Linked DNA regions of Mus musculus: all the other regions are linked to region 1. A link is a loop called in an ENCODE intact Hi-C map of the cell type or tissue named here. Cell type or tissue: heart. All regions are shown on one strand.

Region 1 (8,000 bases):
TGGTGTTCTCCACAGGCTGGGAGGAGGGAGTGGTGCTCCCCAGAGGCTGGGAGGAGGGAGTGGTGCTCTCCACTGGCTGGGAGCAGGGAGTGGTGCTCCACACAGACTGGGAGGAGAGGGGAGTAGAAAGCCCCCACGCAACACCATGAAAGAGCCCTGGCTTAGGATAAGATGCATGTGTTGGTGTGTCCCTACTACCCCTAAGGAAACAGAAAAGAAATTCCAAAGCCACCCTCAAGGTAAAGCAGGGTGAAATGGGGCGATCCAGCTCAGGGATGGAGACTGAGTTGACAGAGGGAGGGGCTGGTGGGTGTGAACACGTTTGTGTTTCATGACCTCAGCATCTCTTAAGTGCTTGTCTTCCTCACACAGGAGGCAGAGCAAGGAGGAAGAGGCCAGGGAGAGAGGGAGGGGGCACCAGCCTTATTCTTTAATGTATTGATTATTATGTCAAATACAATACGCCACAGCTCAGTGCTCACACGGAGGGCGGAGGACAGCTTTGGGGGCGGGGTTAATCCTCTCCTTCCACTTGTATGTGGGTTCCAGGGACCAAACTGAACCAACAGCTTGCTGGGCACAGGCTCCCAGATCCACCTCTGCGCTGAGTGAGAGGACAGGACCTTGCCTTTGGTGGGGACATCTTTGCCAGCAAGTGGGCTCCGCTTGTCCCCAAGCCTGACCACTGGACCTGTTCAATTCCTGAGGCCATGGTAAAAGGAGAAAATGGACTCTATGATTGTCCTCTGACCTGCATACATGCGCCAGGTCATGTTCGTGCTCTTATCCACAAGTCCCTCCAAATAAAACAAACAAACAACAACAAGACCCCCTCCCCCCACCCCACCCCGTGAAAAGCTGAGGGAGACAGTCTTGCTTTTCTGTTTCGATGATTTTAAAGTCGCGTGGCTTCTGTGGCCAAATCCGGGGGGGGGGTGGGGGGGTGGGGCTGGCAGCTAGGGACACACAGTTCCCTCGCTCTGGGTCTCCTGGTTCTCTGGGCTTTCCCTCTGACCAGGACCACATCGCTGCCTGGATTCAGGGCTGCCCTGTCCCCTCAGCCCCGCTGCTTGCATCCCCGCAGCCATCTGGCAGAGTAAGGCAGCCCGATCTTATCTCCTCCTTCGCTGGCAGGCCCAGCTCCACAAAAATAACTTTATCTGGAAATAAAATAAGGCAGCGAGTGTCCTGGCCGTCCTGTGCCCCGAGGGGGGTCTCACTCCTGAGACTGCGCCTGCGTCCTCTCCGGAATGGCCATGGAGTGGATGAAGTCACCGGTACTTGGGGGCTTTGGAACCTCCCGGGGCATTGGACGCTGAGACACCAGGTCCACTCATCTCTTTCTGTATTTGGATGGCGGATGGCTCTGGTCCCCGCACCCCACCCTTCCCGGGGCAGGAAAAGGGCATGCCCCTGTAGCGGCCCCGGCTGCATTTGCGTCACCCAGGAATGTTCTTTTTCTGGCTCGCGCTCTGGCATCGGCGGCGGCCGAGAGGCTCCAGGAAAATCGTAAACCGTGCTGAATGGCACCGTGGTAACAGTCGGTCCCCACGGAGCACGCTTGTGAGTTGTCTTATGTCAGGATGAACTTGGCCAGGACGCAGAGGCCACCAGCTGTGTGTGCACGTTAGCTTTCTGGTTGAGCAAATCTGGAACAAGTGTCCTCTCGGTCCTCCTCGGGAGGGTCATCTCGGGCCGCCCCTCTCAGAACTGCCCACGAGCCCAGCCAGAACCTTTCTTCCCAGGCTCACTGTGGGGGCTGGGTGCGTCACACACAGGAAACACTCGTGAACATGAATCCAGCCTCAGCTCTGCCACAGAAGAGCTGTGTGACCTTGCGTGACTCACTTCACCTCTCTCAGCTCCAGTCCCCGAGATTCAGCATTCCTGTCTGTAAAATGGGGGGATGGGGTGGGGTTAGCTGCTCCCTTTGTCTCCCTTTGTCAATCAACTATTTGAAGCAGTTTCAACTACAGACTGTCAGCGGAGGACACAATCCTCCTCAAGTCATCTCTCTGCCCCTCCCGAACACACCACCACATGTGAAGATGAGTCTTTAAACTGGCAGTTTGCCAAGGCTAGCCCCTGCTACATACTGACAGGTTCCTAATTGAATCTAGTATCCCCAGCAATGTCTATCAGTTGTCAATCACTTATCTTTTTAGCAGAAGTGGTGTGCCCCAGTTCACACCACTTCCCTGCTATGTGGGGCTACCTGTATTTATTAATATTAAATTAACTTTCCCCCTGGGCTAGGGATGTAGCTCAGTTGGCAGAGTTCTTGCTCAGAGTGCAGGAAGCCCCAAGGTTCACACTATTATCATATAAACTGGGTGTGGTGCCACACCTAGGAAACACCAGCACTCAACATGCAGAACCAGGAAGATTAGAAGTTCAAAGCCATTCTTGGATGAACAGGCATTCAAGGCCAGCCTGGGCTACATGAGACCATAGTCTGCCTCAAGAAACTCTTTAGTAAAAATGGTGCTCTTGGTATTCACAGAGAAAGTACACTGGCACCTGCCCATCTCTGCCCTCATTATCTCTCTCAGTGTTGTGGTGACAGGCAAGCCCAGCCATCCTTCTGTTCTTGAGCCCTGGCCATAGAGGAGTGCATGCCACAAGAGCCAGGGGTGCTGCTGCTTTCTTCCCCCTCCGTTCTTAGTTTTCTTTTTGAGTTGTGTGGTGTGTGTGTGAGGGTGTGTGGTGTATGTGTAGTGTGTGTGTGTGTGTGTGTACATGTGTATATTTGTGTGGAGGCCAGAAGAGGGTGTCAGGTGCCTTGAAGCTGGAGTTACTGGTGGCTGTGTGCTGCCTCACTGTGTGTGCTGGGAACTGAAACCTGGTCCTCTGCAAAGAGTAGCGCATGCTCTTAACCACTGAGCTATCTGGCCAGCTCTCACCTCTCTGAGTGGTGGTGGTGTGGGATTTCTTTCCATAGTTTCTATGTTAAATCTCGGGATCCTGTGGTTCCAAGATTCCCAGAGGTCTGAGGACTCCTTCCTGCCAGAACCAACCAAGGGATTTTTAAACACACATGACCTTCCCAGGCTGGTCCTGAGGGGCTCTCTGGGTCTGCAAAACACAAGGTTTTCTTGTGTCTCAGATGAAACCCAAGGGTTTGCTGACCTACCTGGAGCTCACCTTATGCAGAGATGGGGGCTCCTCTGCGCCCCCTGGTGGTGAGATGTGCATGCCTGTGGCTGCAGCTGTGGGCCTGAAGGGAAGGAACTTCCTGCTGAGGTCTGGGGCTGGTCAGGGTGTACCATCCACCCCAGAGTCAGGAGCAGCTGACCCTGCGGTTTACGGCCCTGTGCACCAGCTCTCTCTGTCTCATCTGTGTCCCGGAGGCATCTCATCTAGTATTATGACCGAGAAGCCTGTGCCTGGGGCAGGACCCCAGGAAGCGGCTTCTTGGAGAAAGAGCTTGAAGTCTCCACTGCCCAAGTCCCCCAACCTTGCCCCTGCTCAGAGGTTCTTGGCAGCACAGGGGTTTGTTCACACATGGCAAGTGGGGAGGGCCTGGTGGGGAGGGGGGAGCCTTAGGGCAGTTCTTGTGTGTCATACCCAGAGTGCAGAGGGAGGAGGTGTTCCTGGTGTGAGGTGTTCCTGGTGTGAGGTGACCTAGATCTGCCAGCTTGTCCAGGAATCACACTTTACCCCATGAAGGGTGGGAAGAGATCAGAGAATGACACAAGGAGAAAAGAAGAGTGAGAGACAACTGGGGAAGTTTAGTCACATTGGGTGCAGCATGTGCAAAGGTCCTGTGGCAGAAGGACCTCAAGTTTGCAGCTAAAGCAGAGGCTGCCAATATGGGGCCAGGACTGCAGGGATTGAGTCAATGGGGGGCTGGGGTGGCATCTGTGAGCCCTGTATCACTGAAGGAAGGTCAGGGTTTGGCATCGTCCAGTCTGTTTTACTTTCCTATGTGTAATGCCTACCCATGATTGAGAAAGAGTAAGTCCCTGCCCCACTCCCCGCTAAACCGACCAGTTTCCTTCCCGCTTCACCTCCTCCCCACAGTGCTATACCTCTATCAGTCTGGGTACCTTCCTGCCTGTTGGTTCCAGGAATTTTCCTCACTGGGCAGGTCGTGAATGAACACACTCTCATCTCCTCCCCATCCAGAAAGCCCCAGACTAGAGAGAGCATCCAGCAGCAGCCTAACAAGGGGGCATGCTGGAAACGGCACTTGCTGTATACGTAGGAGTGCCACTTTCCCAGGAGGCCAGAGAGGAAAGAGATACCCACGTGGCATTCAGTGTCTGCAGCTATGCTTGGCCAGGTGAAGAAGCTCAGGGCCTATGCTCTTTCCGGGCTGTCTTCAGAGGTGCTAGGCTCAGAGGTGGGTAGGTGGGTGAGTGGGTTGGTGATACATGAGTGGAGTGATAAGGGAAAGTATGTGTGTATGCATGCATGCATGCATGCATGAATGAATGGAGAGATGAGTGGGAGGGCCGAGGGGTAGACAGGTGAGTCCCATTCCAGGCACCATCCTGAGGTGGCAGTACATTGTGACTTCCATTGTGGCTGCCAGAGAGAAGTTTCCTGGCACTGAGCTGCTCCTCGTGAGGAGGGGAACAGTGTCCAGTGTCCCCTCACTTCTGACCCTGTGCTCTCCTAGGCTTGCTGGCAGGCTGGCATTCACTCACAGAGAGACCCCTAGGTTCCAGGGCCTCCAGGACTGCACTGTCAAGAGAAACAGCTCCAGAGTCTCTGGAACCTGGGAGAGAAGAGCGATGCCATGTGGCCATCGCAGCAGGGACAGCCAGAGTTGTGGGGATTCAGTAGGAAGAGAAAGAAATGCACTTCCCGCCTGCCAGGTGCTGCCTTACCCCTCCTGATTTGAGGGGAAGCTCCCCAAAGCCTGGGGTTGCCCCAACAGGGCCAGACCATTCACAAAGCTTGGAGCTTCTAACACCAGGGTACCCTGCAGTCTGGAGCAGCTGAGCCCACAGGAGGAGGAAGCACACAGGGGAGGTGAGAGAGGAGAAGGGAGAGCCAGCCAGAGATGTGTAGAGGCTTTGCTCAGACCAGAGGCTTATGGGAAGCTGAGAGTGTTTTTAAACCTCAGGTCTAGGGGATGCTTGCTGTGGTCCCCAAGGTCCTGCACATTGGAAGGGATAAACCTTTGTCTTGGGGACATCAGAGTCGGAAACATGACAGGAAAGGACATTCCCCAGGAGAGCGTCTATTCATGTCCATCGGAAACCACCACCGCCAGCCCAGAGTGTGAGGGATGGCAGGGTGGAGGCTCACGCTGGGAGTTCACTTAGTCATTCAGCAAATAGCTCGTGTCTCACACACTATACAGTGACTAGACAGACAACACAGACAGAAAGGCCAGCCTGCCCCATGCCCAGGAGAAAGTTTGTGGGGCTGGTGTGTTGCTCTGCCTTAGCTGGATGGTGGTAGCCTCTCTGAGCCGGTGACTTGGACATAGCACCTGAAGGTGGACATGGCCATGACAGGGGTCTCTGAGTCTCCGCCTTTCTGAACAGGTAGGATGGCTCTGTGACTGTGTACAGAGCAGTGGAGCCTTCGGGGACAAGGAGAGGCCAGAGTAAAGGAAAAAGACAGCTGCAGAAGAGGCCAGAAGGTAGCAAAAAGGTTCTCAACATCTGCCCAAACCTGGATGTGGACCTTCAGGCTCCTGGAGCCCTAAGGAACAAACTTGTGTTCTTTAAAAATCATCTCATCTCGTAAGAGCATCAGGCAGCAGAGTAAGAAAAATTAGTTTAAATATTTAAACATATTTAAATATATTTAAAGCATATTTAAATATTTCACTTGAAGATACCCATAAGTATGCTCATTTCTATTATTATTTTAATAGCGAGATCTTATGTCGTGTAATGATTTTATCCAACATATAAAATAACATAAACTTATATAAAAATAACAGATAATGGTGTTGTGTGCCCATCATCTTAGTACTTGGGAGATGGAAGCAGGACAGAGGTTCAAGGTCAGCCTAGTGAGTTCCAAATCACCCTGGACTACATGGACTCCTGTCTCAATAGATCATACACACACACACACACACACACACACACACAAACATAAACTTTTCAAGGATGACCAATTGAAGCCCCTTCCTGGGCGGTGTACAGGGTAGGGTTTGTGTTTCATTCCCATTGTGGCAGAAAGAGTCGCAGCCCCTACTGAGCTTCTTTCAGTGACTATGGGAAGTTAGAGATTCCCACCTCCACCCACCTCGCCGCAGCCAAGCCAGCCAAGTGTCTTTCTCAGGGATCCTGCGAGCTCTGTGGCTTATGGGTGTTCTTGCAAGCCCTGGGTACTGTCCCCCTGAGAGAAGATAGGACGCTTGGCTTTCAGTTTCCTTTCAGGGAGATGGCCATGCCCTTCCTGTTACCTCCAAGACCCCTTTGCTTTTTCCCATATCTCTGCCTGTTTCCAGATGCTGTACCCCAACATCTGGCAGAAGCTTCCTTTAGCCCCTGCCTGGCGGGTTTAGACCAGCAGTAATATTTTGGCCAGGGGGATGAGTACCTCTGTCAGGGCACAGGCCCAGAAACATGTGGATACCCTGGATGCTGGGCTAAGTGTCCACCAGGCTCTGATCAGTTTTCCAAGGGACACCACGTGTGTTGTGTAATCTGATCATGTCCTGGTTCAGTGTGAATGATAACTTTGTAGCCATTTGACTTCAAACAATGTTTCAACCCTCAGAGCCTGTGGTCCCATAAAGAGGTGAGCATCTAGAGAGAATGTGGGTATAGGTGAGGGGTAACACACACTTGTCACTTTAGCACTTGGGAAGTGGAGGCAGAAGGACCAGGAGTTTGAGGCCAGCCCCAGACACACAAAAGTGTCTCCAAACGAGGAAACAATAGCCACCCTATGCAGAGTCTGAGCATGGTTGTCAGTACTCTCACTAACGGCAACAGTGACCTTTGGGGGAGTTTCTTGCATGAATGCAAGGGCTGGATTCCTTTCCTAGCCACAGCCCCTTGGCACACAGTGGAAACCCAGCAAGGCAGCCTCCTGCCAAACTGCTTAGACAAACACACCCCTGGGGAAGAAGGCAGGCCCAGCTCAGGCGTCCTCCCTCCACTAGCTGTCCTGAGACCTTGTGCACAGACCCTTGTGGGGAGCTAGGGTAAGGCTCTCTAATGCTGTTTGCCCAGCTCTCTCTCTGCTGGTCTCTCCCCTCAAACACATACTCCCTGTAGGAAACCTACATACCCAGCCTGTTGTGGGGCAACCATAATCTCAGATGATAGAAGGAATCTAGTCAGAATGGCCTTCTACCCAAACACATGCAGAAGCTTGGGTCCCTGGGATGGTGATGTAGGGGGAAATTTAGGACTCTGTGGCCATCAGAGACCCACTAACTGGCCATGTGGCCCAGTGAGCTACAGGGTGGCTGGGCATGGGGAGGGTGGAGAGAGGCCTTGGGTTTTCTATGCCGACAGACCTATGACTCCCAGTGACATGTATGGCGTCATCCAAAAAAGTTGGGGTGACTTTAGTATACACACAGAGATGGAATTCAGCTGCCAATCACTTAACCTTTGAGAGAGGGAAATGATTCTGGAGCGTTTGGCACCCGTGGGTCCTCAGACATAGGCAGGGAGTTCAAGATAATAACCAGACATGGAGACTGACTTCGCTCACCGTGGCTGCAGGAGCCAGGGAGGTTTACAGGGCCCCAAGACACATTATTGATGCGCCCTCCCCTGTGGACCCCTGTCGACCTGGAGGAGGTACAGTGACTGACCCTGTGGAGCACAGCTAGAGTCCTCTTCCACACCTGCAGCTTCTCTGAGCGGCATGGACAGGAGGGATGTGGGATCCCGTAGGATTTGGCGGCAGTCACCCGGCCAGGGGAGGGTCGAGGAAGCCTTGAAGGAAACAGGGGCTGAGGGGGAATGCTTTCCACGGAGAGCAGAGGGCGGGGACCTAACAGAAAGCTACATTCCACTTCAGGGAAAAAGCTATAAAAATAGGGTCTCTGGAAATCCCTCCGTCCCACC
Region 2 (8,000 bases), 140 kb after region 1:
CTATCTCTCGCTGAGGCCATGCTGACACTCAGGAGTGATGGATGGTGAGGCGGACGACCACCCCACCCACCGGGTGAGTAGCGGGGGGGGGGGGGGGGAGCCTCCAGCACCTTGCCTACTGATCTTCAGGGCTGGCTGTCTTTGGGGTGAAAAGCAAGAACTCCTAGTTTCACACTGGGGCTTTGTGCACTTCCACTCACAGCTGTGCCACACACACACACACACACATACACACACACGCATGTCCACATGTATGCACAAGTTCATACACAAGCGGGTACACCACACACATGCACACATTCACATATTCACACATGTATGCGTGCAAGGCAATGTATATATGCATACGCTGGCACACATAGGTGTGTGTACAGGCACATAAACATATACCTGCATGTACACATGCAAACACATCCATAGGCACATAAACGGATACGTGCACACATGCACACACAAATACATCGCTTTCTGAGTCTGCAGCCTTCTGTTTCATTCTGCCTTTGAGAGGCTCTCTCTGTTGTCTAGGCTAGCCCTGAGGCCTGAGGCCTGAGGCCCTGCAACTCTCCTATATTAGCTACTGAGCAGCTGGCAGCTGGCCCCTTGAGTATATATATACCGTTGTACCCTGCTGAGCCAGTCAACTTTTAGCCTTACTTGGAAGTCAGTAAGCCTAGGTCCCAGGGCATTGTCCCCAATCACACAGCAGACACTAACCTACAACTAAAGCTGCAAGTTCCTATCAAGTCAGGCTTAAACGCCAAGGGGCCAAGGCACCACCAATGGGGCTCTTTTGGAAGATGCCCACTGACTGGTACCCATCGGGCAGGGAGACTCAGCTTGCCTTGCTCTCCTTTAAGTGTGAAAAGACATGGGTTAACCCAAGCCTGGGAAAAGCTGCCCAAGGGACCAGTGGTTTCTCTGCTCCAGTGGCAGACAGGGACAGCGGGGTGACTGTGATGGCTCAGCCAACACTTCACCTGCAAGCTGTAAACTTCCTGTGAAGTAAGACAGAGCTGGCTTCAGAGGCCCACGTTATGAAGTAAGAACAGAGGGTCACATGGCCAGCAGGATAAACATGGACCATCTTGGCTCCAGAGACGCCCATTTATCCTCACCACCCCTCAGACACGTGAATGCCTGGCTCAAGCTCACTGCTCACCCTCCACCCTCTCTGGGGAAATGACGGTGCCGGATAGAGCCGATGGGACCCGGAGTCCGGATGCCCACCGTCCAGGGCTGTTTATGTTTGAGCCCGTGTTGGAAGAAAAATGTGAGAATATTTTTCCAGAACATGGTGGCTGGGTAAGGTCGCTGGGTACCAGGGAGGCAGAAGACAATAGGGCAGGAGGGGTGGACTCGGACGGAAGGATAGGGCTGGGTACAGCTGCCAGGAGCCAGAGAGGGACAGGCTCACCCTTCCCTCTGCTGCAAAAGGACCTGGCTTCTTGCCCCACCTGAGACCCTCTGTGTGACACTCAGACATTGTCCTGACTGTGTGAACCAAGCTTAGGCTTTTTAGAAGGCCGGTAAGCCAGGCCTGATGAAGGCCTCTCACACCTGCCACTCAAGTGAGGTTACCTGGGCTGTAGACTGAGTTCTGGGCCAGCCTGGGCTACAGAGAGAAAACAGAACAGAGGATGAAGCTCGGTTGAGGAGCGCTTACCTAGTATGCTGGGCTGGCTTGTTTTAAATCAACTTGACACAAGCTAAGTTCATCTGGGAAGAAAGAGCCTCAATTAAGAAAATAACGCCATAAGATTAGGCTGTGGGCAAGTCTGTAGGGCATTTCTTAATTAGTGATTGATAGGGAAGAGCCCAGCCCATTGTGGGAGATGCCATCCCTGGGCTGGTAGTCCTGGGTTCTATAAGAAAGCAGGCTGAGCAAGCCAGGGGAAGCAAGCCAGTAACATCCCTCCATGGCCTCTGCATCAGCTCCTGCCTCTCTCCCTCTCCCTCTCCCTCTCCCTCTCCCTCTCCCTCTCCCTCTCCCTCTCCCTCTCCCTCTCCCTCTCCCTCTCCCTCTCCCTCTCCCTCTCCCTCTCCCTCTCCCTCTCCCTCTCTCTCTCTCTCTCACACACACACACACACACACACACACACACACACGCCAGACCTATCTCTGACAGTCGTTTCTAGAAGCCTACCTTTCATTTCCCTCTGTCCTGCTTTCCCACCCCCAGGACAGCGAGCTTCTCCAAAGAGGAGCTTTGAACTCAGGCTGTGTCAGCCTCTCTGGTGAAATTTCTGTATGAGACACCAACCTCTGGGCAACCAGGAGCCAGGTGGTGTGTGGCTTCAGAGCCGCAACAACACAAGAATGCCGTGGTGACTGTTCTTGGTTGTCAACCTGACTACATCTGGAATTAGCTAAAGCCCAAGTGACTGGGCACACCTGTGGAGGGATGTTCCATAATTATGTCATTTAATGTGGGAAGGCTCATCCTTAACCCAGGTATTTTGAGGTGGGAAGACCCCCTTTGATGTGGGCCACACCTTCTAGTGAACGCCCACACAGAGGACATGGAAGAAGGAGGCTTTTGCTCTTGGCTTGCTTGTCCCCATGCTTGCTGGCAAGTGCATTCCTTCACAGGCATTAAAGCCTGCTTCTCTGGGATTCCGGTGTATGCTGAAGACCAAGTTACATGTTCAGCTTTGTAGACTAACAACTAAATATACATAGGTCTCTGTGTGTGTCTGTCTGTGTCTGAGTGTGTGTGTGTCTGTATGTCTGTGTGTGTCTGTGTGTATGTCTGTGTTTTTTGTGTGTCTGTATCTGTGTGTCTATGTTTGTGTGTGCCTCTGTGTGTGTGTGTGTGTGTGTGTGTGTGTGTGTTGTGTATGTCTGACTCTGTTCCTCTAGAAAACCCCAACTAATCCAGACTTTCAGACTATGCGTATGTGTCTGTATGTCTGTGTGTGTCTGTGTCTGTGTGTGTGTCTGTGTTTATGTGTGTCTGTGTGTCTATGTGTGTGATTCTGTGTGTGTGTGTGTGTATGTGACTCTGTTCCTCTAGAGAACCCAGACTAATCCAGAATTTCAGACTATATTGTCTGCGTTTATTTTATTTATTTCTGTGAGACGGCCTTTCACACTATAACCTAGAACTGACTACCTAGCCTAGGCTACCCTTGAACTTTCAGCAATCCTCCTGCCGCTGCCTGCCTTCTGAGTGAGTACTGAGAAGCAGGCATAGCCAACATATCAGGCTTTTAATGACATGTCTTAATAGCAGGCAAGTACCCAAGATGTCAGCACAGAGAAAAAAGCAGCTTGAAGTCTCCAAGAGCCAAGGGACAAGCTTGTGCCTCCTGACCAGGATGCTCGTCTGCATTGGGGAAGATGAGATTCTCATCTTGTTTTCCAGGAGTCTCAGACTCTCAGGGCCACGCAACTGTAGATCCATGGTTCTTCCCTACTTCACCTGGGTTTCCCACCTACAAATTAGACGTAATCGTGTTTCCCTCTGGCAGCGGGGAGACGAATCGGAAGATGCTGAAGATGCCACATGAGTTAGGGCTCGCGTGGGCTATGCAGCCTACCGTCCCAGTAGCACAGGTCTTCCTGCTTCTGAAGACCTGGGGAGCCATAGGATGCTCCAGCGTCTGCTGTACCTCTGCCTGACCGGCAGGGGGAGCTCCTTCCACCCAGCGCCCCAAGGAGGGAGGGCAAGCCGAGCCATCTCAGCCTCACACCTGGCTGGGAAAGGAAGCTTTGTCATTGCCCTTGCTTAACGCTGGGGTGTAGCTGACCAGGTTGGCTCCTGTTGGTAATCTCAGCACGCTGGGGAGTGAGGCAGGAGGATTACCATGAGTTTAAAGTCAGGTGTTGCTGAAAAGCAAGGCTTTATCTCAGACCAGGGAGGGGTGGAGGGCGGTAGGGAAGGCTAACACCTAAGAGAGAGTTAGAAAGGATTCGGGCTGTCAAGGTCACACTCCTCTGAGTATCATCGTCCCTGTACTACAGATGGCAACGTTGAGGCTCAGGGAGGTCAAGGGACTGTCCCTAAATGGGGCCACCACCACATTCCGGGAAGTGATCCACGGATGGACGTTTGTGCTCTCTGCGCTCTGGCGCATGGACTATAGTTACCTTGTCAGTGTGCTGTTATGTTGGGGACAGGGACATGCCCACTTGTCTTCAGGTGTCCCCTGGAAAGCAGCCTCTGCAGCCAGGCAGGAAGGAGACCTGAGGAATGTGGCTTCTATGTGGGGGAGGGGAGCAACTTTCTCCTCACCAGCAGTCTCTGGGGATTAAGATGGCTGGAGGAGGCTCTCTGGAGAAAGCAGTGCTGGAGACCTCCCCTCCTCCTTACTCCCAGGCTTCTGGAGCCTGCTTCCAGCCCCCAGAAGCAGAAGGGACCTCACAGGATGCAAGCATCAGCAGAGACACTCCTGTATGCTGATGTGCCTGCTATCTTTCTCTCCTGGCCCACTTCACTCAGCCACAGTGCCTAACACCAACACAGAGAAGTGGGTGCACACACACACACACACACACACACACACACACACACACACACCAGCCATGTCCCTGGTGCAGAGGCCAGAGGCCAGCATGTGGCTGCTCTCTGGGTAACCAGCCATGGTCGCATACACATGTGATGCCAACCAACACTCTAGAGAATGAGGCCAGAGAGTCTCAAATAGAGTTCTAGGCCAGCCTGGGCTACAAACTGAGACCCTGTCTCAAAACATCAATAAATAGGAGGTAAATAAATCCCCCCAAGAGAGTCAGGGCTCAGATTCACAAAGGCAAGATGCTCGCTGCCTTGAACACCTGCCTGCCTTCCCAACCCCACCCCAGCATGTCTCCCACACACTCCAGATGGGTTCTGCGATCTGTGAGATTTGACTTCCAAAAAGACACTGGCAACCGGGGTGCCCTGTGCCCTCCTGGCTCTACCCACTTTCTCCACCGCTGGGCCTGCTCACTCTGCCTTCACCTGTCTAAGGACAGAAGAGCAACACCATTAGGGTTGAAGAGATGAAGCAAGCGCTCAGAGCCGGCCGTGACCACGGATATCCCTATCTTCCTTTGTATTAACGTTGAGGTTTTTCTACTACATATAAAAATAAGTTAGCCTGGCAGTGGTGGCGCACACCTTTAATCCCAGCACTCAGGAGGCAGAGGCAGGCGGATTTCAGAGTTCGAGGCCAGCTTGGTCTACAGAGTGAATTCCAGGACAGTCAGGGCTACACAGAGAAACCCTGACTCGAAAAACAAAACAAACAAAAAGAGAGAGGCTTCAGGAAGATTGTGGTCACCCCTGGAGGCTATTCAGCCCCACCCCACCCCCCACCCCCACCCCCCACCCCCGCATCCCCACAGCCCCAACACAAGAGCCGCAAGATGAGAATTTCAAAGTTGCTTGAACTTGATCTTGACCCATTATCTTTGTACTCAGAGAGTTTGGTCTGAACACAGTTAACCTCCATCTGGAGGAGACTGTGTAGACAGGAGCAGATGATACCCACACCGTGGTGCAGAGAGTGAGTCCATCCCTGTTGTCCCCAAACAAAGCCAAGCATGAGGCAGGGCTCACCCACTGCCAGGACACGGAGGCATGCAGGATCCCAACTACTATGTTGGCATTATACCACAAGGTGCCCTAAGATAGCCTACCTGGGCTACAGACAACACGGACACCATGATGAGTTTCCAAGCATGATGAACAGAACCAGGCACAGGGACTCTGAAGAGTAACAGAGGAAGGGAGGACTCGAATGGAGAGGGTGGCACTGCCAAGTAGTTCCTCTCAAAACAGGCAGCTGGGAGGTCTACCCAGGGTACCTGCCCAGGTGGTGGTGTGGGGCACTCATCTGCTGGTGCCCACATGTCACGGGGAAGAAGTTCCCTGGCCACAGTTGCACTCAGTCTCTTTTGCTACAACCTGGGGCAGGCAAAGCACATGCTGTTTGCAGGGGATGTCTCAGGCAGATGTGGGGAAGCATCGAACACCAAGGATATGCAGGATGTCCCGGCAATGGGTCCCGGGTGGGTCTTCCTATGAAAACTCCACCCTTTAATTGTGTATGTCCCAAGGCATGACCTGGCTGCTTCTCTTTGCCCTTCCCTGCAATATCCATTATAACAAGAGCAGGCCATTTTCCTAAAGCTCACCTAGGATTCAGTAAAGAATTGAGAACCTCCTTTGCAACTCTTCCCTTGGAGAAGAAACCATGCAGGTAGCAGACAGAGCAGCCAAATAGGCCTAGCGTCCAGCAGCCACCTCCAGGCCTCTGGTGACACCTGTGCCCTGTCAAGTCTCACATCCTTGGTGTCTATCAGCAGCTCAAAGTCATACCAGCCTCTGCCATAGATAAAGTCGCCCAACAGGTTTGTGGCCAGATAGATCTGAGTCCTTGGTGATCGGGACCAGGCTGACCTCAGAATGGACTCTGCCCTTCTCATTCTGGTATGTCCCCTTGTCTGTGTGTGGCCCACTACAAGAACTCAGATCTCTGCGGAGATGACTCGTCCCCTCTCCTTCTCCTCCTCCTCCTCCTCCTCACCTTGGGACACCCAGGTCTCAGCTCTTGACCTCTGCTGATGGCCAAGCCATCCAAATGTCAACAGCCCACCCACACCTCCTGCCTCTCACTGCATAGCACACACAATCACAGCCTAAGAGGTAAGAAAGGCTGGTGTCCTCTTTCTGTTCACACCCTCCGTCTGCTCTGCCTTCTCCCCACCACAATTGCTCCCTAGAAAGAAAGCTCTCCCACCATCTGTCATCACACAAAGGGCACTGTGGCAGCTGAACAAAGGGAAATCTGGGTCTTTATGAACAACCAAGAGGCCAAGTTTAGAGACACAATTCCTTGGGAGGCAGAGGCAGGAAGATTGCAATTTTGACACCTGCCTGGCCTATGGAGTCAGTTCAAGTTCAGCCTGGACCGTTTAGCAAGGGCAGACTGGAGCTGCGCTGCACCACACTCATTTGCAACCTTGTCTATACAACCAGGGAGCAGACAGTCCCGGGATAGAGCATCCCCAAAAGTACTGAAGAGATGGGCTGAGTCAGGCCCCCCCAAATCTGACCCTTGGGATGGGATCTAGGGAGACCCTCCTCCTGATAGTGACACCCAGCATCTGCCCCCCCTCGAAGGAGACGGAGACCAGCTCACCCAGCCTCTGCCCTTCAAACACAAAAGGGCATGCCCAGTGTTACAGGCGAGTTTGTCAGCAGAGCCAAATTTAACTGCCCTGACCTCCCAGCCATTGCTTGGGCCCGGGCCTGTGTGCTGCTGTAACCACTTCCTCTCTACTGAGCAGGAAATGAAGGGAAGGACGGTCCTCCCTGCCTGTGCTCTGTGACCCTTCCCAGGTCTCCTGAGCAAGGTTAGAACCACGACCATCTTGCTGTTCCTTCCTGGCAGGGTGCTCAAAGTGGAGACTTGCTCTTGTTCAGCCTCTCGCCTCTCTGAGCTTCTTTTTCACAACACTTTAAAGATGAAAGACCTCACAGGGAGCAGAGGCTACAGCCGCCTCCCCAGGTGTTTGGAGGTATCTTGAAGGGCGGAAGAGGTGTCTTAGTGGTTAGAGCACCGGCTGCTCTTCCAGGGGACTTGGGTTCAAGTCACATCATCTCATAGAGGCCCATGAGCATCTGTAATTCCAGTATCAGGGGATCTGATGCCCCTTTCTGTCCTCCAAGTGTACTAGGCACACTCGCAGTGCTCAGACATACATGGAGGTAAAATTTAACAATAACCTCCTTGAGATTACTCGCTGGGCCATGCTGCCCCCTTTAAGGTGATTTGATATTGATGAGTCACGTGTTGCAAAGAAATAACCAAGTTTTTATTTGTGGGTGTGACTTCTAATAACAACTTTTAAAACATACTTATTTTTATATGTATGTTTCTATGTGTGTGGATGCCGCACATGGGTGTAGTACCCACAGAGGCCAGAAGAGGGCGTTGGATCTCTGGGAATTGAAATTACTAATGATTGTGAACTGCTTGAAGTGGGTGCCGGGAACCAAACACTGGTTCTT
Region 3 (8,000 bases), 71 kb after region 1:
CTGCCAAAGCCCAGGAAGGAACAGTGGTGTCAGATTCAGGACCTGGAGAAGGCTCAAGAATGTCTTTCGATTTCTTAGCCCCGGACTGAGCAGGCGCTGCAATCACGCTGTAACTGAAGAATGACTGTGTGCACCAGGCCTGCAAGCCGATTCATCACCCTGGATTTCTGCAGGGACCGGGAAGGGCAGAGATGCCATGGGGAGAGGAGGGAAACCTCTTGGCTTTGTGTCCTGTGGCAGCTCTTTCCAAATCTTAAAACAAGTAAAAGCAGAGACAACTTTGAATAGGCACCCTCAAGAGGCCAGGTTCAGTGGGGACATGCTCCGTGGAAGCTTCCCAAATTCTCCCCATCGCAGGAAGCAGGAAGCAGCATATAGCCAGGATGTAGAACCTAAGCCCCACAAACTGCTGGGTAACTCCAAGAGGACATAGCTTGGATTCAGTGCTCTTCAGACAGGCCAAGAGCTCTGAGGTCAGACAGTGTGCTCCCAGCCTGGTAACCTATGCTGAGGCTCTAGGAGACAGCTATCTGGCAATAGAAACAGCCGCAACCTGAGCCGTCAAGGTCAGTATCACACACATACCCTGCCCCTAACAAGCTGTCATGATGCTTTTACCAGGCATCTATCCTCTAGCGGTTCTGGTCTCCATCCCTCGCCCTCTCTCCTAGCCCCACGGAGGGAAGGACCCATGGTGTGTAAGCTGATCAGTCACAGTTATTGTAGATAATGATGGCCAGAGAGATGGCTTAGTGGGTAAAGGGCTTGCCTCAAGGACCTGAATTCCATCCCCAGAGCCTACACAAAAAGCCTGGCATGGTGACAACATGGTGAGATGTACTTGTAATGCAGGAACGGCGAGGTGGAGGGAGACGACTCGTCTCCAGACTAGGGAGATGCCTGTCTTTAAAAAGGATGGTAGACTCCAGAGGATGACATGTGCATTTGACCTCTGACCTTCCTGCGCACATGCACACAGACATTACAACAACAGCAACACACACACACAGATAATCTAAAAGAATAAAACAGGCAACGTGTTGTCAAAACCACCCAATACTTCAGACCCAACCCCACAGACATTTGACGGTTGTCATCTCCAGCACAGGGTCTCACCATGAAGTCCTCCTGGCTGGCTTGGTACTTGCTGTGTAGTCCAGGCTAGCCTTGAGTTTGGGTGGGTTCTCCTGCCTCAGCTCCCCAAATGCTGATATTACAGTCATGTGCCACTGCACACCCAGTTTGGCCCCATGTATACTTTATCTAAAAATAGAAACCCTATAAATCAGCTGTGGACTCTAGCAAATGCCACACACAGGCAGGCTGGGGGTTCTGGTTTCTGCTGCTCACTCGGGAGAGTGCGCCCAGAATTACGGCTAATGATGGGCAGAAGGGAGGATGAGGGTCAGGTAGGTAATGAATGATAGGTACCTGAGAGCGGCTACACAGATCTTTTAATTTTAGCTAGTTAGTGAGTCTGTGAGTGAGTTGATTAGTTAGTTAATTAGTTAGTTAGTTAGTTAGTTAGTTAGTTAGTTACAAGGTTGTGCCATGGCACCCATGTGGAGTGGAGTTTACAGGGAAATTGGAAGATGAGATTGGATCCTGGTTTTGAACTCAGGACCTCAGACTTAGCAGCAAGCCCCTAAGCCGCCCTGTGCAACTCTTTAAACTTTCTGCATGGTTACGAATTTTCACTGAAAATATTCCAAAATGGAGAATGCAGATCCTTGATACATGCTCAAAAGCTACTCTGTCCACTCACCAGACGCCACAGCCTCGCAACAGATCCTTCACAGCAGCGACGTCCCCAGCTTCTCAGACTCCCTCCATTGGCTGCAGCCCGAGCATGCGCACTGCAGTGATGATGAGGCGGACTGAGGATCGCTTAGAGCTTGCCACTCGTCAGCTGCTCTCCTAAACGCTTAACGCACATTGACTCGGAAAACACCTCCATAATCTATAGGTCAGTGTACATGTCCTCGGCAGGGCGGTGATGGTGTTAGCCATTTTACAGATGACAACAGTGAGGTTCGGAGAGAGCTATGAGGTGCTTCGTCCAGTGGGCGGCGCACCCGTGCTCACTCATCTCGGGGGACTCAGAGGTCCTCGATCTGCAGCATCTTGGTGGCATGGTTCGGGTTTCCTCACCCAAATCCTGTGGCCCCAGCTTTTTCCTTCTCCTGGCTGCATTGCTTTCCGCATCCCACAACTCTCTCAGCCCATCCCCCACTAAACTCTCAATATTGGAGCCCAATCTGTGCTGAGTGATAACCTCGCGGGCCTCTAAGGGAAAGTACACCACCACCGGTTGAACCCTCGGAAAAAGGGGGGTGGGGGTCCATCGTATTCAGAATTTCTTCCGCGTGACTGTGAATGTTAAGCTAGATTCACGGGAGAACTCTCTAGGGTTCTCAGTGAGGGTGAACTGGAAGACAGCAGCCACTAAAATCTTACAGGGATGTATTCGAGAAAGAGACCAGAAGGAGAGAGGGAGGATGCTGGGTAAAAAAAGCTGTTTGGATCTTATTAGCCTCAGCTGCTATTGGAATATGTCCCCAAAGTCCTAGAAAGGGAAGATGCTAAAGGTGGACAGGCAGATGCCAGGCAGAATGTGCCTAAGTGTGTGTATTCCCATGTGTGTGCACACATACGCATGTACACGCTCAAGTGCATATGTGTGTGTGAATGTTCTCATATGTGTGTACATGCATGCATGTGTGCAAATGTTCTCATATTTATGTGTGTATGTGTGTTTGTACAAGTGTTCTCATATTTATGTGTGTGCATGTTTGTATATTCTCATATTTATGTGTATGCATGTGTGTGTGTGTATGTGCATGTGCATGTGTGCATCTGGATTTTTACTCACAGTATCTAGCAGAGAGTAAACACTAAAGACACACAATGTATAACCTCTGTATAGATTGCGCCAGGACCCTGTGATTAGTGGGGGCTCCTGGCACTTCCTGGGCACGGGAAGATCACGGAGTGGCAACCAGGCTGGCAGTTTCCCGACCCCATCGCTGTGCCTACTGTGTCATTTGCGGGTATTTACAGAGGCAGCAGCTCAGCTGCATCTTCTCTGACTTAACACATTTGCAGCAAAGGGTTGTAAACCTTCCAGTGAAACCTGCCCACGAGCTGCCTTCCTTGGAAGCCATCAGGCTCTTGGGACATTGAGGCAAATCCTCAGCCTGCCTTGTGAGGGGTGACAGTTGGCAAAGCTACAAAGAACCAGTCTGAGTTATTGGGGGGGGGGTGCTGCGCACGTGTGTACTGAGAGTGTGTGGGCGCGTGTTGTGTGTATGTGTGTTGAAATTACTAACTTCCCCAGGCTAACGTGATATGCAGAGCTGGCCTGCCCACCGCCGTGGGTGGTCCTCCTTGGGCCCTCTGGAGGGGGATCGGATGGAGCGGGACATGAGTTTAGCAACATTTCCAATGGGGTAATGACAGCAGTAATAATGGCTGTCCCGCTTGGGAAGAGGAAATCAAAAAAGCCTACACGGGACAAAAATAAACAAGCGCGTAACGTCGGCCCAGGAGGCTGGCCAGTTCTGAACTTGGAGGACATCAAAGCAGGATTGGTTATCGGGCATCCCAGGCTCCAGGCTCCACTGAGCCCTGGCTCTCACTTTTATCAGCCTTGTGGATGTGGCCAGAGTCTCACAGCTGCACAGCTGTGGCTGCCCCACAGAATCCTGTTTCTGGGGAGGCTCAGACTGCAGCAGATTGATGGAGAAAGACCTTAAGATGACCCAGAGTATCACGGGGACAACAGAAATACCTACATTTAGATTCTAAATTCTGAACCACAGAAAGCAGGCTGAGGTCAGAAAGCATCCAGGATGGAGCCTCGCCACTGAAAGGAGCATGCCTCCTCCAGCAGCTTGTCCTGGCAGGGGCTGGGTGACCCTGAGCCAGTGGCCTCCCCTCCTGCTCAGATGGGGTGAATTATACCCAGCGTTCAGGCAGCCCGTGTGTTGTGTGTGCCCAGCTTCTGCCATGCCCAGACATGGCATGGAGTTTCAGTAATAAGGTGTTGATGAAATCTGTCCCCCAGATGGGCCCAGAGAGTTGGCTCAGCCGTGGGAGTTACAGGCTGCATAGGAAATGGACATCCCTGGAAATCCTCATGCTAAGCAGAGTGAGCAGACTCAGGAAGGAGACATGATTTTTTTTTCTCACACACAAAATCTAGATCTGAATGTGCAGGACATGGGATTAGGAGGGCCATTCGAGGAGAGGAGAGAGGCAGGGGAGGGAAAGAAAGGCCAACACCTGAGCCTGGAGAGATGGCTCAGTGGTTAAGGACATTGCCACCTCTGCTGTTCCCACTATCCCCAGGGTGGCTTACAGCAGCCAGTAACTCCAGCTCCGAGGATGGGAGGGTCTGGTGCCCTCTTCTGGTTGTCTTGAGTACTGCACCCAGGTCACGCACAGCAGAACAAGTAGACAGTCTTGCAAGATCAGCAAATAATGCTTAATTCCTCTCATGTATTGTTTAAGATGGATGGGTGGGTGGACGAATGGATGGATGGTCAGATGCACAGACAGACAGACAGACAGATAGATATTGTAGGGTAAGGAGACTTGGGGAGAAGAAAGAGTAAGAGAGGGTTGGGGTGACTGGCATCCATGTATAGAAATGTTATAACAAATTAACTCTTTTGTATACTAGAAAAATTAACAAATGTTTCAGCAAGGCAGGACGATGTAGCATGGGACTGAGGTTTGTTGCTGTGGTGACGGGCTGTTTTGATTGTGACTGTTGTTGGTACAGAAGTCTACACATGTCATAAGTGGTTAAAAAAAAACCCGCAGATGTTGGGGGCTGTTTGTGTGCTGTCTCAAGGTTAATTAAGTACTATCATGTAAAACTCGGGTTTGAGGCCATCATGGAAAGTGATGGGCACATCACATCCCTCAGTTCCTTCTCACAGCCATAGATACATGAAAGGAAGACCGACCAACAGGACTCCACCCCACTGGGCTCAGGTCCTGATGGGATCTAAGGGAGGGCATTTCCAGGGAGATTTAACTGAGTGAGCAACAGTCACTCCCACTGTGGGTGGCACCATTCCCTAGGCTGGGATGCTGGACTGAATAAAAAAAAAAAAAAAAAGGAGGAAGTGAGCTGAGCGCCAGCGATCATCTCTCTGCTTCCTGACTGTGAATGCCACGTGACTAGCCACCTTATGCTCCTGACACCATGCCCACAGCATCATGATGGACTGTACCCTTGACCTGCAAGCCAATTAAACCCTTCCTTCCTTAAATGTTTTTGTCGGGCTTTGGTCACAGCAACAAGAAAGTATAACACAGGTGCCATTAGCCCGCTTCACAGATGAGGAAACTGAGGCTACCCAGAAATCAAGGGACGAGTCCAAGATAACACAGTCAGCAAGTAGCACCCCAAGGTCTCAGAATGCAGACTAGTCCATTCCAAAGAAAGCCAGAATCCCACAGTGAACATCCGTATGGGAGCGGGGTGAGGCAGGTAGGTGTCTTGGATACAATGGTGGATGTGAACTTCCTGCGCCCTCTCTCCACACACTGGTGTCAGGGCTCTTTGACCAAAGGCACAGGCTCTTGACCTCCTCCCTTTGAGCTAGCTGCCAACCTGGTGGGATTTCTCCGTCCAGGCTCAGCTGTGCGGGGTGCACAGACAAGCCTCTGGTGCACCCGCTCCACCGCAGACTAGCTGTGCAGGTCTGGGCCTCCCAGGGAACCCGATGCAGCTGGCAGGGGTCCTCATATCCAGGGGCGAGGGATTGAGTCTCAGCTTCCCACCCCGGCTGTTTCCCAGACCCCTAATGACACAGTCTACTGACACCTGGACGGTGAAATCCGAGTGACTCGTGAGCACGTGAGGAACCAGCCTGGGAGCCCTGCAGTGGTGGCTCACTCCTTTAATCCCAGCACTTGGGAGGCAGAGGCAGGCAGATTTCAGAGTTCTAGGCCAGCCTGGTCTACAGAGTGAGTTACAGGACAGCCAGGGCTACACAGAGAAACCCTGTCTCGAAGAAAACAAAAAAACAAAAAAGGAACCAGCCTCGCCATCTTGTGTCACCTTCACCTGCCCCGAGCCTTGGGTTTGCATCTGTAAACTAGGGAGAGCCGCTGGGAGGACTGACAGTTGAATACCATCAACGCGCCTGCGCACCACAGGCCTGTCCACTCCCTGCTCCATCACTGGATAATACTGCGCTCATCACTGTCTTCGTGAAGGGAAGGATTCAATGGAGAGTCAGGAAGACGTGGGCGCCTTAAGCAGAAGCTTAGGCAGCAAAGCAGAGACTGGAGCAGGCTGACCAGAGGGCGGAAGCAGCCAGGGGGTCCTGCCTGTGGATCTTCATAAATATTTATGAGGTGTTTGGCATATTAATACGATGACCCTCCCTCTCTCTCCATCTTTCTCCATCTTCCTCTTCCTCCCCGAAATCGTGGTGGATGGGGTTTCCATTGTAGGGTTTTTCTTCGCGAGATCCTCTAAGGAAGCCCACAGAGGAGAGAGGGAGGTCAGAGCCACAGTGAGGACGCAGCTGTCTTGTCAATCCCTCCACGTGCAGTGACTGGGACAGTGCGTGGGGCCGTTTCTGACAGAGAAACTACCTTTCTGCAGCTTTGATAACAGCTGTCTACAAAGTGGCTTTTTAACCATCCTGGGACGCTGTGGCGTCCTTGGCTTGCTGCCTGAGCAGGAGACACAGTTGCTTAGGTTGGTTGCAATCCCTCTGCCTCCTCACAGATGCCTCCCTGTCCACCTTCCGGAGACCATGCACCACTATATGCAGAGCCCCTGCGTCGTGCCCGGAAGCGGACGTGACCTGAGAAGAGCAGGCTCTGAGTTCATTTGCATCCTGGCTTCGTGCTGGCGCAGCCAGGGCTTCCTTTGAGCAGCAGGAACTGGAAGAGCCTTAAACTTGTTTCACGTCGATTGAGTGATTGATTGCTGGATATGTGGTGTACTTGCAGGAGGGACAGGACAGCTAACAGGGAATCGTTTCTCTCCTTCCACCACGTGGGTACTGGGGATAGAACTCAGATCCCTCAGAGTCTGGCAGCAAGCACCTTTACCTGCTGAGCCATCTCACTGGCCCATTCTGCTCTTTCTATGTCCTTTTCTGAGAACATGGTTTAAAACGACACATGTACGTCTTGATGTATGCCCTTAAGGGGCAGCCCCGCCAAGTCCATACAATAGCTCACACCTCCTGCGGGGCTGGGGCACTGGCCTCCTTGTCCCCTTTGATCTCACAGCAGCCTGGTAAGCTGACACACTGTCACTGAAATTGCCTGCTAGGAGCTAGACAGGCAGCGCCCATGGCTGCAGCTCTCTGGGAACCAGGCAGCCAGGACCAGACCTCTGGCTGGGTCAGGAGAGTCCTGTGGTCGTTGTCCTCAGAGCCATCTGCCTGGACTCCCCACCCAGGCTCCCTGCATTCCAGCCCAGGCTGCCAAGCTTTGAAGTGTGACAGCTCTGGAGCCATCCAGGAGCCTGGACTCCAGGGGCCATCTGGCTCTGATCCCATAAGCCCCAGGGAGCTAGCAGGACAGATGGGGAGGGGGACAGCGTCCCTTACTGTTCACAGGCTCTTCCCAACCTTAGTCTTCCTGGTACCCTTTCCTTTGGCCCTGATTTTTCTGAAACTCCACCCTGAAGCCCTCTCTGCCTTTCAGCCCCTAACCCTGGCCCCTCTCTCTCTATTGCCCAAAAAGTGCAGGACCCAGGGAGGGGCTACCATTCTGCTCTGGCCAGCTCCGTCCCCATTAGGGTGACTGTTGACAGGAACATGTCACACAGGAAGATGGATGCTTGCTTTGTCCCATAAGTCCTGAGACCTCAGAGCCAGAGGTGGCCCTGAAAGGCCTTTTCTCGGTAAATTACACCGTTTATTTAGCCCTTGAAAGGTTGTATACACAGCCTGCCTGTCCCCATGAGGTGGCCACAGCCACTCCCTCCTGGACAGCCTGGGATGCGGGTGGGGCAGCCC

The links. Hi-C counts contacts between places; a loop is a spot of excess contacts. Peaks named below come from ENCODE experiments on the same cell type or tissue, not always from the same donor. Only the 100,000 strongest peaks of a DNase experiment are listed, where the experiment ranks them.
Region 2: it touches region 1 in a loop (2.0-fold over the local background); 3 of 42 quality-filtered maps call a loop at or near these places.
Region 3: a loop joins it to region 1, with 1.9 times the contacts of the local background. A loop is called at or near these places in 2 of 42 quality-filtered maps.

Annotation. Positions count from the first base shown.
Region 1 is chr8:120,965,733-120,973,732 of GRCm38, reverse strand. No RefSeq gene overlaps it. Among named protein-coding and RNA genes, the nearest start is that of Gm33471, 53 kb to the right of the region's middle. In heart, a CTCF peak has its summit at 3,183 (motif pointing left); DNase peaks (open chromatin) are centred at 1,442 and 3,242; H3K4me3 peaks cover 1,324 bases; H3K27ac peaks cover 1,681 bases; H3K27me3 peaks cover 4,844 bases.
Region 2 is chr8:120,824,112-120,832,111 of GRCm38, reverse strand. No RefSeq gene overlaps it. Among named protein-coding and RNA genes, the nearest start is that of Gm39267, 40 kb to the left of the region's middle. In heart, CTCF peaks have their summits at 3,618 (motif pointing right) and 7,913 (motif pointing right); no DNase peak of the experiment used is centred here; H3K4me3 peaks cover 244 bases; H3K27ac peaks cover 1,985 bases; H3K27me3 peaks cover 6,489 bases.
Region 3 is chr8:120,894,627-120,902,626 of GRCm38, reverse strand. No RefSeq gene overlaps it. Among named protein-coding and RNA genes, the nearest start is that of Gm33471, 18 kb to the left of the region's middle. In heart, a CTCF peak has its summit at 4,420 (motif pointing left); a DNase peak (open chromatin) is centred at 4,386; H3K4me3 peaks cover 890 bases; H3K27ac peaks cover 2,910 bases; H3K27me3 peaks cover 6,711 bases.